Regions from separate parts of the Mus musculus genome. Here regions 2 and 3 are each linked to region 1. A link is a loop called in an ENCODE intact Hi-C map of the cell type or tissue named here. Cell type or tissue: heart. All regions are shown on one strand.

What was found. Peaks named below come from ENCODE experiments on the same cell type or tissue, not always from the same donor. Only the 100,000 strongest peaks of a DNase experiment are listed, where the experiment ranks them.
Region 2: it touches region 1 in a loop (3-fold over the local background); 4 of 42 quality-filtered maps call a loop at or near these places.
Region 3: a loop joins it to region 1, with 2.2 times the contacts of the local background. A loop is called at or near these places in 7 of 42 quality-filtered maps.

Annotation. Positions count from the first base shown.
Region 1 is chr2:12,387,271-12,392,270 of GRCm38, forward strand. The region is part of intron 8 of Mindy3 (MINDY lysine 48 deubiquitinase 3); the gene reads right to left. Among named protein-coding and RNA genes, the nearest start is that of Mindy3, 30 kb to the right of the region's middle. In heart, a CTCF peak has its summit at 1,978; no DNase peak of the experiment used is centred here; H3K27ac peaks cover 462 bases.
Region 2 is chr2:11,792,580-11,797,579 of GRCm38, forward strand. No RefSeq gene overlaps it. Among named protein-coding and RNA genes, the nearest start is that of Ankrd16, 17 kb to the left of the region's middle. In heart, a CTCF peak has its summit at 2,294 (motif pointing right); no DNase peak of the experiment used is centred here.
Region 3 is chr2:12,172,827-12,177,826 of GRCm38, forward strand. Itga8 (integrin alpha 8) reads right to left here. Exons shown (of 30, transcript NM_001001309.3): 23 at 1,327-1,407. Among named protein-coding and RNA genes, the nearest start is that of E030013I19Rik, 130 kb to the right of the region's middle. In heart, no CTCF peak of the experiment used is centred here; no DNase peak of the experiment used is centred here.

The DNA of each region.
Region 1 (5,000 bases):
ACAAATACACACACACACTCATATTCACATGTGTGTGTGTATATATATGTATATGTGTGTGGACATACATACACATATACAAACATATATACATACACACACATATGTGTATGTATGTATGTATGTATGTGTGTATATATATATATATATACACACACATATATATGTATAGTATATATAGATATCTATATATGTCTATATATATATGTATAGGATATATATATATATCCACATACACACACACACACACACACACATGTGTCTCTCTCTCTCTCTATATATATATATATGTATAGGACATGGATATATATATATATATATATATATATATATATCCACGTAATATATATATCCACGTATACACACACACACACACACACACACACCTCCATAAAAAGAGGTAACTTGACTGACCCTTATTTTCTAAAAAAAAAGAGCTTGCTTGTTAAATCATAAGTATTAGTATTTATTATGGGATAATGGTGACCATAACTAAATAGCACTTAAAACATAATTTTTGCTTCTTTCTTTCTTCTTCCTTCCTTTTTCTCGCTCTCTTCCTTCCTTTTTGTTTGTTTTTTTTTTCTTTGTATTTTTGTTTGTTGTTTTTAAACACAGGGTTTTTCTGTGTAGTCCCAGCTGTTCTCAAACTTGCTCTGTAGAACAGTCTGGCCTCAAACTCAGAGATCCATTTGTCTCTTTCTTCCCAAGTGCTGGGACTAAAGGTGTACACCACCACTGTCTGGCAAAACATGGATACTTCAAGCTACTCCTTTCTATTCTAAGTGAAAGCAGCCAGTGTGCTTAAGGCTGTGAAACAGTGATGACTAAGACATAGTCTCTGCCTTATAAAGAGCTGACGAAGGGCAAAGAGAAATGATACAAGCTCTCTACATATGTACATACACACACTCACACAGAGTAGAGTGTGGCAGAACATGTTTCCATGTCAGGGAAGAATGGCAACATCTGAATTTAATCTGATGGTATATGTAGAAAATTCTAAGACCAGAGAAGACAAGAAGAAAAATGTAAACCCAAAGATAAGAAAGAATGAAAATTAACATACTCAGGTAAGGAATGAAAATCTGCCTGAGATTCCTGGTTTTTCAACATGGGGCTTTACAGTGTTGCACAGGACAGCTCCAAACCCTTGACTTCAAGGGTCCTTTCACCTTAGGCTCCTCTGTACCTGGAACCACAGGTGTGTGACACCACATTCAGTTCCTTAAACCCATAACCATGGCAAACACGATAAACAGTGATTAACTGGAAGGAAGACTTCAAGAAAGATATTCTGGATTTGTGTGAAGGCTGAGCATGACTTCACTTTTATGCAAACTGTGACTGAGCTACTTTGGGGACTTCTAACTGGAGACAAGCAGCTGGCAGTAGAGCTCAGAAGCACAGGCTGGGCCAGCCTGGTGAACACTAATGGGCCACCAGCAGAAGGCTAGACTCACTGACGTAAGGTCAAGCAAGTAGTAACCCTGCAGCTGACGCAGCACAGTAGGTTCTGATACAGACACTACGCACTCACAGGCTGGCACTCACCTGGGCTGGCAGGAAGGCTTTCCGTATACTGACACTTAAAGCTAATGTAAGTAGTAAGTAAGTAAGTAGGACCATAAACATAGATTAAAAAGCTTTTCTCAATTCAACTTCAAATATGAAAAACATTACTATCACAAGTATATCTACTATCTACAAGGAAAACCTCTTTGGAATTGTCCATAAACTTTAGGAGGATTAATAGTATAAAATAAAAACATTTGAGTCCTTGGGTTGCAGCCACCAGGGTTTAGGAGTACAGCAAATAGCAGATAGGGTAGAAATGATATTCTATGGTTAGCAAACAGCCTGTTTCCTTTCCTCTAAACTGTGAGCAGAGGCAAATCTTCCTGTTAAAGAAAAGCACATTATGTTGAGAACCAGGGTCCACAGTCTAAAATGCATTACCACCACCTAGTGTTACAGCCAGATATTACACCATGGATTTCCATGGGGTTAGTCAAGTGTCTACAATGGTTGGTTTAAAATATCATGCTACTAAATACAGAAAATTAGACCTCCATCTATCTTAGTGATGAAGTATTCAGATCTGGTGGAGAATCACATGCTCATATCTGGCTTAGATATTACTTTTACTACGAGCTGCCTCAGAATACTATGTAGCTGAAGATGGTGGCCCTTGAACTCCTGATCTTCTACTTCTTCCACATGGAGAATACTACTATGACTAGCACTGGATGATAATATTTCAAAATGCATTATTCTCATACCCTCAAGCAGAATATAAACTTAATATTATTATCATCTTAGATTAAGCACAACAGTAAAACTAAATCTAATAATTTTTATACCAAGTTGTGAAACAATATTTTCATATCATTTACAGAACTTACTTACATTGGATTTTCTTTAAAAGTCTCAGTCTTTACTTTTTGCTTACAAGAAATTGGCAATTTTATGACTATCTTGCCATTGCCTATATTATCTCATAACAGAGAAATGAAGAGTATCCAAATTTCCAATTGAATTTTCAAACTACTGGTTTGATTTTTTTTGTTGTTTATTTGTTTTTTTTTTGTCTTTTTGTTTGTTTGTTTGGTTTGGTTTGGTTTTGGTTTTTCGAGACAGGGTTGCTCTGTGTAGTCCTGGCTGTCCCGGAACTCACTTTGTAGATCAGGCTGACCTCGAACTCAGAAATCTGCCTGCTTCTGCCTTGCCTCCCAAGTGCTGGGATTAAAGGCGTGCGCCACCACGCCCGGCTACTATTTAGTTTGATGGCAAAGAAATAAAACTTTTTTTTTTACCAAAAGGTAATATACAATTTTATCTATAATTCAAAATAAACGTTGTATATATACTATACAACATAACCTGAAATATTCATCTTTTTCAAAAAACCAGGAGAAAAGAGAAAGAGAGAGAAAGAAATATCACCTAAGCCAGATACTTGAGCGTGGTTCTTGACCAGATCTGTGCACTTCATCACCAAGACAGATGGAGCCTCATTTCCTGAATTTAGTAGCATATTTTAAATGGATCATTGTAGATATTTGAAAACTTTTTGCCTCATATACATATTTGAGAGACGACAATACTTAGTCTATTCTCGGTAGTTTTCAAGTAGAGACTAGTCATTACCTACAGTCAGTTTTACAATAGACTTCTTAAACTTGTTACTTTTTACTGAAATTTTCCTCCAAGGCCACACCAACTCCAACAAGGCCACAGCTCCTAATCCTTCTACTCCCTCTCAAACCGTTCACCAGCTGGTAGCTAAACAAGCTAATCTCTGAGCCTGAGGGTCATCCTCACTTAAACTATCATGTAAGCCAACCTGATTTGGACTGTTCCTTAGTTAACCAAAGTTGTCTCTTCCTAGGTGAGGCTAGGTTGTGTCAAGCTGACAATAAAAACTAACCAGCATATCATTTACATTTATATTCTGGATGTTGTTTGAAATATACAATCCTGTTCAAGTTAAGCATACATGCACACTTACACTACAGAATGACCGATTATCTCAAATGTGGATTTAACTAGGATACTAACTTTACCTAACAATCTGGCTCTAGCTAATGTGTTGTAGAAGTAGTACAATTTCAGGACAGCAGCATTTCTGATTTACTAGTTCTGATAAATCATAATTTAAAATGATATTACTTAGTTATAGAAATGATCATATTCCTTAGAGTTTACATTTCCATATTTTCCACTTATCTTTAAGCTAATGACCATCAACTATTGCTTACAATGAATCATCAAATAAATGTATAAAAATGATGAATGGACAAGACATAAGAAAATATTAGACATTTGAAGAAAATACTAGAAAGTATTAGTTTTATCTGGGGAGTTGATATGGGGGAAGAGCAACCAAATCCTAACTGACAAAAAAGTTCAAATGATTGAATATTATAGAAGTGAAACCCTTGGGAAGAAAAGATATCACTAAACAAAATTTACTTAAGAAAAGGTTGGGATAGGGGGTGGGGGGGTGGGTATGGGGGACTTTTGGGATAGCATTGGAAGTGTAAACGAGGGAAATACCTAATAAAAAGAGAGAGAGAGAGAAAAAAAAAAAAAAAGAAAAGGTTGGGAGAGATGCCCTGAATTGTAAAGAACTAAAGGACTTCCAGAGCCTCAGACACTGTGGTAAGCCAGCCCTCCGCCTACAACAGCAGATGATGAGCAGAGGCAGTTCCCAGAGGACAGCACAGCTGCAGGCTTACACGTGAGCAAAGGCCTGAGCTCAGGTTCATTAGGACGCAGAACAAATGTCAATTAGAATGTGTAATCCCTTGTCAAAAGCTGACTAACTTTTAAAGATGGACAGTGTTCAGTCATCACCAGGATACAGAGAAAACACAAGTCTACAGTCAGAAAGATATATTGATATTTTAGGGACAAAGTTGCCATAAATTGTTAAACAGATATTCCTAAAAATGGTAAATCTTCTGAGTTAAAGTATTATCCAGGATTAAAAACACATGCTTTCACAAAACCTTGCACGTAGGTGTCCCTGACAGCATTACTCCTAACAGTCAGGTAGCTATTTCAAATGTCCAGCAATTGATGATTGATAAAGATGTATGGCTCACCATACCCTGCAATATCACTTGCTCATCAATATAAGGAAAGAACTGGTATAGGAAAACACTGTTCAAAGTGAGGGAAATTTGATACAAACACCAGTGCCATATAATTCTATTTATATGAGTTGTTGGCATGGAGCGGATGGAAGTAAGGGGAGCTGATGAGACCAGGATTTCTTTATAAAGTTAGAAAACTATTTAAGTTTTGATTTATTCTACATTTCAACTGAGTGGCATGCATAGTATATAGAAGAGATTTCAATAAAGTTATTACTAAGAAAAAGTTCCTTAAAACACATCTACTTTAGCAAGTCAATCGTGCATGAACATTGAGTAGGCTTGCCTCACACAGTGTTTCTTACAGGTCTGTCTGATAGAAGTCAAACTGGAAACTAC
Region 2 (5,000 bases), 590 kb before region 1:
TCCGCCTGCCTCTGCCTCCCGAGTGCTGGGATTAAAGGTGTGTGCCACCACTGCCTGGCCCCAGGGACTTTCTAATTGTCTAGATAGGGTCTCACTATGTAGCCCTGGCTGTCCTGGAACCCACTATGTAGAAGACTGGCCCCAACTCACAGAGCCTCCTACTCCTGCCTCCTGGGTGCTGGGATTAAAGGCATGACAGGTTAAGAAAGGCTTCTTAACTCTGGGCTTATTAATGTCTTAGTCCCTTCTGCTTTCTGGACTTTGTACCAGAGATAACTCACTCCAGGTTTGTTCTTTTGCTTCTTTTTGATCTTCTCCCCTCACAGCCCTCCCCACCCCATTTTTTTCAAAGATAGGATCTCAGTGGGCATCCTGAGCTGGACTTTAGTGTGTGGTCCTCCTGCTTTGGCCCTCTTGAGTGCTGGGATCGAAGGCATGATCGTACATGCCTTCTGAGTTTCCTTTTCTTATTCTGTGTCCCTTGCACACTTCTCTCTTGGGGTCTGCCCCTTGAATACTGGTACACTCAGCTTCATGCCCAGCTTCTCCTCTTTGTTCTGCACTTGCTACTGAAGTAATCTCATTCGGTTTTCTGGTTTTGCCTCCCTACACGTATATGGCAGCCACCACTCTCTCCAAGCTTGTCTTCATCTGCCTGCTGAACATTTATTTTGGCATGGCTGTATGAGGCTGACATACCACTTCTTCAGACTCTGTTCCCCCCATCTTGTACTTGCTGCCTAGTTGAGGGCTCCTCAGATCACCAGGTCAATCAGGTTGGAAGCCTAGGGTCACCTGAAACGCAGTCATCTTGACTGAGCATGCAGGATCACTCCTCTCCAGGAAGCCCTGGCCTGTTCCAGCTGTTGGATAGCTGCCTGCCTTCTCTCAGGCTCTCGTACATCCTCACCTCAGACTCTCATTGCAGCAACCCTGTAACTATTCCTGCCTCTACCTGTGTTCTTAAGTCCACCTTCTGTGTAGCTGCTCTTGCTAATTCACATTGATTGCCAATGGTAGCTGACTGCCTGTCCTCCCAGAAAATAAACGAAAGACTTTATTAAGAGGTTCCTTCTTGCAAGATGTGTTCATCACTATTGATTGTCACCTTGCCAGGACCTAGAATTACCTGAGACACATCTCTGGGCACATGTGTGAGGGGATTTTATTTTAGATTCAGTTAATTGAGGTGGAAGACCCACAACTGCAGTTGAATTTTAGAAGAACATTATACCTGGCATTTATTCTGGAGTGATAGCTACTTAGGCCTTGAGGTCATCTCTTAGGAATAATTGGTTGTATCTGAAATCTATGGGATTGCTCTTTCTTGGGAATTTTAGAACCTTAGCATAATCTCAGTCATAAGACATTCCTGGCAAATCCGGAATTCTTATAGTAACTGTGTTTGCTTAGGTAAAGACTCCCCAAGACAACTTCTCTATCTGATAAGAGATTTTGGTATTCAGGAACTGACTTAGAAAGGTTGCCTTTATTGTAACAATCAATAAAAAGCACTTCTGTGAAGCTGCTAGGTGGTCAGTCCATCAGAGCTGTTCCACTGCCTGCTAGGAAGCCTTAATACACCCCACAGTGTCTGCCTCTGTCTTTGATCGACCTGGGCAGCAGCATTCCTTAGGTTGAAGGAGAAAGCGAGAGATGGAGTGAGGGACAGCATTCATCTTCTGTGTCCTGCCTGGGGATGCGGGTGACAGATTGTCTCCAGTTCCTGCTGCCTTGCTTTTCCTGCCATGACGGTCTGTACCCTGGGGTATTTCATTAGAACAAGAAAAGGAGCTACTACACTGATGACACAAGGCCCTACTACAGATCTGAGGCTACCCTAATTTGCTGAATAGCCCAGGCTGGCCTCAGATTGCTGATCCTCCTGCTTCACCCTCTTGAGTGCTGGGATTGCCACTTTGCCTGGCTCACTGGGGCTTCTGGCCCTTCCCCTAAGACCTGCTTCCACATGGCTATCTGTTCATCTGGATAGCATGCTTTCTCCATGTTAGGCACATCTTCAGCTCAGTCAGGACAGAAGTTGCCTGGGATAGAAATGGATAAAAACTACAATCAACTGAAAACAGATCTAATACATTGCTTCCCATGCAAAAGGAGATCTATGAGGCAATGTTTACAAAACAAAAGGAAAATCAACGGCGAGATTGGAAAGGAATACAACTCTGGCTTAAGAAATGAGAGAAGCTTGCAATGAGAGAGGGGCCTGGGGCCTAAAGAAAGCCACCACTGGACAAAATTTATGCTGGAACGTTGCTGCAGTTTACCAGAAGGTGGCAGACCAGGAAAAAAATGTCCCTTTTATTCTCACAAATGTCAAGGTAAAGGAGGAAACCAAAATCACCAGTAATTCCACTGCTCAGTTATAGCTAGTCTTTTTTTGTTTTGTTTTTGCTTTTGTTTTTTCGAGACAGGGTTTCTCTGTATAGCTCTGGCTGTCCTGGAACTCACTCTGGAGACCAAGCTGGCCTTGAACTCAGAAATCCACCTGCCTCTGCCTCCCAAGTGCTGGGATTAAAGGCATGCACCACGACTGCCCAGCTAGTCTTTTCTTAAAATAAGTATTTTATTAATGTTTTTGTGTGTTTGAAGTGTGTGTATACAGGCACTCGTGACTGGAGGTTATACAACAACTTTGAGGAACCACGTTTTCCCCTTTGGTGGTGGGATGCAGGGAATCTGTCTCAGATCCTCAGGCGCACATAGAGTGTAGTTGGCTATCCTGTTCCTGTAAGAAATACCATGAGCAAAGCAACCTGGAGAGGACGGTTCATCTTATACTTCACACCTTTCCCTCCTTGAGGGAAAGCAACGACAGAGCTCAGGGCAGAAGCTTGATGGAAAAACTGCAGAGGTTCGCTGCTTACTCCCCGATTCATGTTCAGCTACAGCCCTGGCCCACGTGCCTCAGTATCACCCACAGTGGGCTGGGCCCCCTCTCCCCCATCAATGAGCAATCAGTAAAATGCTCCCACAGATACGGTCACAGGTCCATCTACCCTAGGCAGATCTTCACTTGAGGTTCCCCTTTCCCAGGTGACAGTCGGTTTGTATGAAGTTGACAACTGCAGCTAACTATGACACGCCAAGTGCTTATACCCACTGGACCATCTCAATGGCACAGTATTCCACTCTTATTCCACCCAACCTATCATCAAAATAAGTGTGGTTGAGACAGTGCAGTCTATGCAATTTGCCCTAACTTTATACTGAGAACTTTGTGCACTTGGCTTTTAAATCTGTCAAGTACTTCATTTATCACGGTACTGTCTGCATTAATTATATTTTATAGAAAGGTTTGTTTGTCTGCTTGCTGTATTAAGGATCAAACTCAAGGCCTTGTGCATATCAGACAACCACTCTATCACTGAGATACATCCCAGGTATTGGTAAAGACTTGATAATCTATAAACTTTATCCAATTCCACCAAAGGAATGAGGTAAAGACAGGGGTGGGGGGTGGAAAGAAACTATTTGATTTGATCATCTGCAGGTTAAGGACTGAAAAACCACAGAGGGTTTCTTGAGCAAGCCTGTATTTCTTTGGATGTTGTGAGTGATAAGGAAAAGAAACAAAAACTGGGCTAGTGAGATGGTGCAGTGGACGCTCTTCCAGAGGATCCAATTCTAAGCATCCAAAGCTGGTTCACGACCAACCATCAGCAACTCCAGTTCCAACAAATCTGATTTCCTCTTCTGGCACCAGGCACACATGTGGTGCACAGACTTATATGCAGGCAAAGCATTCATACGTATTAAATAAAAATAAAATTTAAATCCTTTAAAGCTGGGATAGGGATGTAGGTTATTAAGAGTATTTACCTATCACACACAATATCTTGGGGTTGATCTTCAGCACACTGCAAATAAAAAATGAAACGGTTGAATTAGACACAAGACAAGCACAGCAAGTCTCTAAACAGAGGGACACAAAACAGTGAGAGAATCAGGCTCACTGATGGGAGCAAGGACCTTCACTGGGTCCTGAGAAACAAGAGTCAGCAGCCACGGGGAGGCTCAGTGTCAAACATGGTAGATGCATTTTCTGATTAGAGTCACTGACAAAGAAAGGAAGGCCTGGGGAAGATGAGAAAGCTTAGCAGAATATGTAGCCACAGCTTATTGATATGTCAGTGTCGTAGGAGATGGGGAGGTGTATAGGGGTAGGGTTGAAGGGCAACTTGTGATGTTTATATATAATACCAACTAGTATGAATTCCCGTCTTTATCCTTTTAAAAGTTGCTTTCAGTTAGGCTTTCTTAACTCAGAGGTCAAAATCAAAAATGTCAGAGGTCAAAATCTAGTTATAAAGGTGAGGCTTCTACAGCAAAGAAAACAAGGCCTTTGATCTTAGCTGGGATAGCAATGGGGCAGAGGGGGTTGGGTAAATAGGCAATTCCAGACTCCTAACTCCTTACACCAGTCCTGATGTTCCTAGGCATCCCCGAGAAAGCAGTAGGGAATAATTACACTTATTGGTTCCTCAGCTTAAGCCTTTCTGGGCTTTCTCGCCTCAACACATCCCGACATCAGCAGCAATGCTTGCTGAGAGCTGACCTTCCCTCTGCCGTCTTAAAGGCCCAGAACATCCTGAGACATTTGAGACAAGGTTTTAAACACTAGCAGTGGTCATTCTGCTTAAACAGCATGTTTACTGTTGGGGAGAGTTTTCATTAAGAGTTTCACAGCTTGGTTACCAGATTTAACCCAAGTTACTGGATTCAAACCCCAGCTCCTTCACGTGTTAATAGTGTTGCCCTGAAAAATGTACTCCATGTTCCTAAGCCTCGGCTTCCTTATCTCAAGAATAAAACTGCAGTAAGAGGTCTCTTTAGCACACGCCCGCTGTCAGCGCCTAAGCCAGCCTGGACCACATAACACAAGCCCACAAACTACATGCATAGATATAGCACTGCCTGTCCTAAGGACCAAACGGGATCATTAGTGTTCAGTTAGTCAGCCAGCGTACTGGGCACTTTAC
Region 3 (5,000 bases), 210 kb before region 1:
TGAGGTTGTCCAAACCAGAAAGACCAACAGTATAATTTAGATGGGAGCATTGGTCATATCATTTTAGTTAACTTGGAGATAAAAATCATTTAGGTGGGCAAGCAGGCAATCAATCAATTAATGCCCCTCTACAAAAGACCAATAAAACTTGTGTTAAAAATAGTGCTCTGCACATTGTTACAAATCAATACTGGGAAGTAATAGGTCCTACTCTCCAGACCAGGACAAGGAGAAGCCAGTGTTTGGCACTTGTCCAGTTTCTTCCTCCTTGCCTTCTTACTTTGAGGACCTTGATCTGATCTTCCCCCAGCAGTACCTAACTTCTGTGAGCGTGAGCGCTTTCAATGAGATCTGTAAGCAGCTGAGATTAGAAATGATGGTGCTTGTTCTAGTTTGCTCTCTGTCACTGTGATTAATATTTCAACCGAAAAAACACCTTTGTGAAGGAATGGGTTTATTTCAGCATACAGTTTTAGGTAATAGTCTATCATTGAGAGAACTCAGGGCAGGAACTCCAGCAGAAACTGAAGCAGAAACCATGGAGGGATGGTATTACTGGCTAGCTCACAAGGCTCTGCTCAGTCCACCTGTCTAGGAATGGTGTTGACATCTAGGACTTTTTAGGGAGGCTGGGCCCTCCCACACCAGTCATCAGTCAACCATTCCAGACATAGCCACAGACTATCTTACTGTGGCAATTCTTCAGTAAAGGGATCCTTTTCCCAGGTGACAAGGCTGTGTCAATTTGACAAAGAAACAAAACAAAACAACCTCAATCAACCAACCAACCAAAAAAACCTAGGACGCTGTTTCTTTTTGGAATCCTTAAGTTTGTAGTTGGCTAAATTATATATAAATAAATTATATATGTGTGTATGTGTGTGTGTGTGTGTGTGTGTGTGCACGCGCGCAAGAATATGGCTCTTTCTCAAATTCTTTATGCTAACTAGAAGAAGTAATTCTCATTCTGAATGAGTTCCCTTTGTGACATTCCAGGAAAGGCCAAAGTAACATGACAGAAAATAGATCAAGATGCCAGAGGATGGAGCCCAAATAAATCATGACCGTCAATGGTCTCATGGTATTCTAAATTTATAAACTGGGCTCTCCAAAGTGTGAACTTTACAACATGTAATTTATATCTCAAACTTGACTTTCAAAATAAAATGGACACCCAATAAACTATGGAAAGATACATCTGACTGATAGCCTAATGTCTATATTCATGGTCATAAGTGCATCCCTGTGAGGCAGCTGGGAAATCAAAGTACCTAATGATCTGACCTTTATCCCACTGAACACTAAACTTAGTGATTTACCACTTACCCTCTGATTTCGACCTGAGCAATGGCAGTGATGTTGATCTGTACACGCTCGAAGTTGCTGTCAGGATTGTCCTTATTGGAGCTAAAACAGAGACATGACACAATTTCACTATACATTCCCACAATCGTGAGAACCATACTATATATATATATCACAAGAGCAAACCACATTTCCAATTTTATCATTTGGAAAAAAACAATGGGATTTAGTCTTCAGAATCATAACCATTTGTCCACAGAGATGAAGAGCTCTTAGAATGTATACAAACCATTCAACTCTCCCCAGGAAGGTGCTTCATTTGGAAGCACTACAGAGATGGAAAGAAGCTAACACTTTAGTTAGAATAAACCAAAGGGCATTGAATTGAGTTTGTGTTTCCAACTTCTATCTCAGACAAATTCTTCTGCTTCTTGGTATATCACGCTCAGTGCTCTTTAAATTGAAAATGACAGCACAGTCAACTCCAGATTTTCCACGCTAATAAAATGGAGACCTGGCATGCATGATCCAGGGCAGCGTATAATCAAGAAAGCTTTTGGGTTTGGCTCTAAAATGCACAACCATATATTGTTTTATCAGAATTTTATCTCTTTGTAGCTTCTTTCTTAAGTTAATATTAATTTAAAATGTGTTTTATTATATGTAAGTTAATAGTAATATATAAGATAAGTGTTTGTAGTCATCACATACTTTCAGGATGTCCATGGCAAGGAACAGGGAGTGTATTAGAAGCCTAGCTATGCATTGCATAAGCAGGCAGTTCAGAGGATGTGGGTGCTTGTGAAATGCATCAAGAGTCTTAAGACAGAGGATGTGGGTTTCACAATTCCTTATTGAATGTGGAAGAAAAATTTAAGTTTGCTGTTTTTCTCTCACACAAATATAATTATTTCATCAATTATGAAATTGAACTTTGTAAAAAGTGTACATGTTAAGCAGCTGGGGCTGTAAGGAAAATTAAATAGAACTCCCCAGAGGCTCAAGCAGTGCCTGGGCCTTGGATACAGCCACCACCCACACTTCATGCCCCGTTTGTGCTTTCAGCAAAGCCATTCTGCGATGGAACACCACTGTGGGTGGTGGTTGTAATCGGCTTTGTAAGGTCAGAAAGCCTGCCCTGTGGTCCTCATGAGCACCGCTTGGATCCACTGCACGAGCCCTTACTGTGAAGATGGTTAGATAGAGTCGCAGCAGTCTTCTGATGCTGTCCCAGCCCGGGCTTGGGAATGCATTGGATAAAATCCTGCTTTTCAACCAGGGGTGCCTTTGAAAAGTCCTGATCCTCGTATTTACTGATAAGGCAACTTAACGTCTGAAAACATTAGTAAGAGGTATAAACTGGCAGATCGCAGGCTTGTTCCCTGCAGGAGACTTCCCCCTACTAAGCTTGTAAGGAGTCTACAGGAACTTCCACACCAAAGCATAAAGCCCAGTTGTAACCATCTATTTTCAGTATTAGCTACATCTGGGGGTGTGCTTATTTTTCCCTTTTAAAAGAAAGTGTTCAAAAAATTCAGCTCCTGAAAATTGTTTTTGAACCCGAGTTTCACATCAGGCTGTAAGAGACCGTTTTGATTTTTAATTACATCTATTTATTCTTCGTTAGTATGGGTGTATCTGAGTGTCCATGTACTATAGCATGCAGGTGGCCATCAGAAAATCACTGTAGTAGCCGGTTCTCTCTCATAAAACCATGGAGGTTCTGGGGAACTAAGCTGGAGATCAAGCTTGGCAACAGGTACTTCATCTGTGGAGCCATCTCCCTTGGAATTCAGCAAGAGCAATGGCTGTCATCGAGCAGTCCTTGCTCACTTAATGAGACTGCTTCCTTCCCAGTATGCCAGCGCTTTCTGTCCTCACAGTGTTGATAAAGTCTCCTGGTAAGGAAGGACCTGGCTTCATATACAACTCAGCTGCTTCCTGGACTTCTTTCCTGGAAGGAAACTTCCTTCACTAATTAATACCATAGCTACATGCAAACATGTCATCTAACCTTTGCTGAGAAAGCAACTTCAAGAATGCTTCCAAAGGTGTGTGTGTGTGTGTGTGTGTGTGTGTGTGTGTGGTGTGTGTGTAAAACTGTGTCCTGACATTCAGGGTGGGCAGGAATTCCCCCATATAGATCCAGGGCTTTGAGAGACCATTTAATGCCTTTATTTGGCAACAGGAAATATTTTAAGTGCTATTAATATATAAAGCCAACTTATCTCCTGACTTTAGTTTATAGAAACAGGCATTTGTCGTGGGTTGTGGTAGAGTATAGGCTGTGGAGCATTTGATTTAATTTATTTTTTTGTTTGAACACATTTAACTTGAATGCAAAGCCACCTCAGTGAGCTTTTACATCTTTGGAACTAGCCAGGAAAGCAAACAAATAAACACCTTTCAAATACGTTATAGTATTTTTGTATGAGCTGCCCTCAAATTCTTTTATTTCTCAAATAATTTTGGAAATTTAAACCCTGAGGGTTTTTCCCTGCATTTTTATAATTTTGAAAACAGTTGCAACTGTCATGAGCAGAAATGGAATATGATTATGACTTGTTTTTAGAAGAACGCGAAGGTTGATCATTTGGTCATTTCTGATTCTACTAGATTCAATCCTTCACTGATGATTCATTGCTTAAACTATGATCTGTATTGTGGATTCTGGGGAGGCTCACTCAGGACATTATATAGGACCTCTTGTTCCTTTGGCAAGAAACGGTTTGCATCAGTTCTCTTATCTAAAAACCAAGAGGGAAGCAATGGGTTTGCTTTGTATCTTAGTCCTGGATGGTCCTCCTAGATGAGGGCTATGTGCCTTTTATAAGAGAAGTGTCTTTCCCCGAGTGACATAGGCTTTATGCCTATGAAGAATCACTACCGTCAACATTGATGGGGAGAAACGGAAGCTTCAGGCTTCTGGCTAAGGTGATATCAATGTCTTCACTTTAAGATTTCCTCCCTTTAAGCTTAGTAATACACACTCATGGGATTTTAAAAGTTGAAGAATTGGGGACCGTGTGGATCTTTGGAGGAATATTTATTTTGGTGGATGTGAAGAATTGCTTTAATAATCTTTGAATAGAATGAAGAATTATTAAAAAAGAATCAGACCCCATCATTAATATAGATAAAAAATTTAAAGTTCTAGGAGTCACAGAAAATCACTTACATCCAAGAAGGGGCCAATTATGGTAAGAAATGAACATCTGAGCCAGCTAGACTTCCTTCCCTAGAAAACTGGATCAGGCTTTGAATGGGGACAGGGAGACAAAGTGCTAACACATTTTAGATCTAATCGGTTACATTCTTATCCTAAGATTTCTCTAAGCCTTATGTGGACATAACTTTAATTGGTGTAAGAAAGTAATCTGCCACTCAGGGTCATTATCATAAAATCTATCACACTCTAATATCACTTCCTCTTATAAGACACTAAGGTATATTACATACTACTTGAGAACCAAGTAACAGACACCAAGTTTACAGCTATTCATACGGTTACAACAAGGGTTCCATATACTAGTCAAGATATAAATGATTGTGGAACATACCATATAACATCTATATCAATGTTTTAAAAGCTTTTAAAATGCTTGACTGAAAAAGTAAAAAGGTCCATTTGACAGAGCATCTTAGTAGTGATTTATATTTTTCAATGAGGAATGGTTCACATACAAGACAATTAT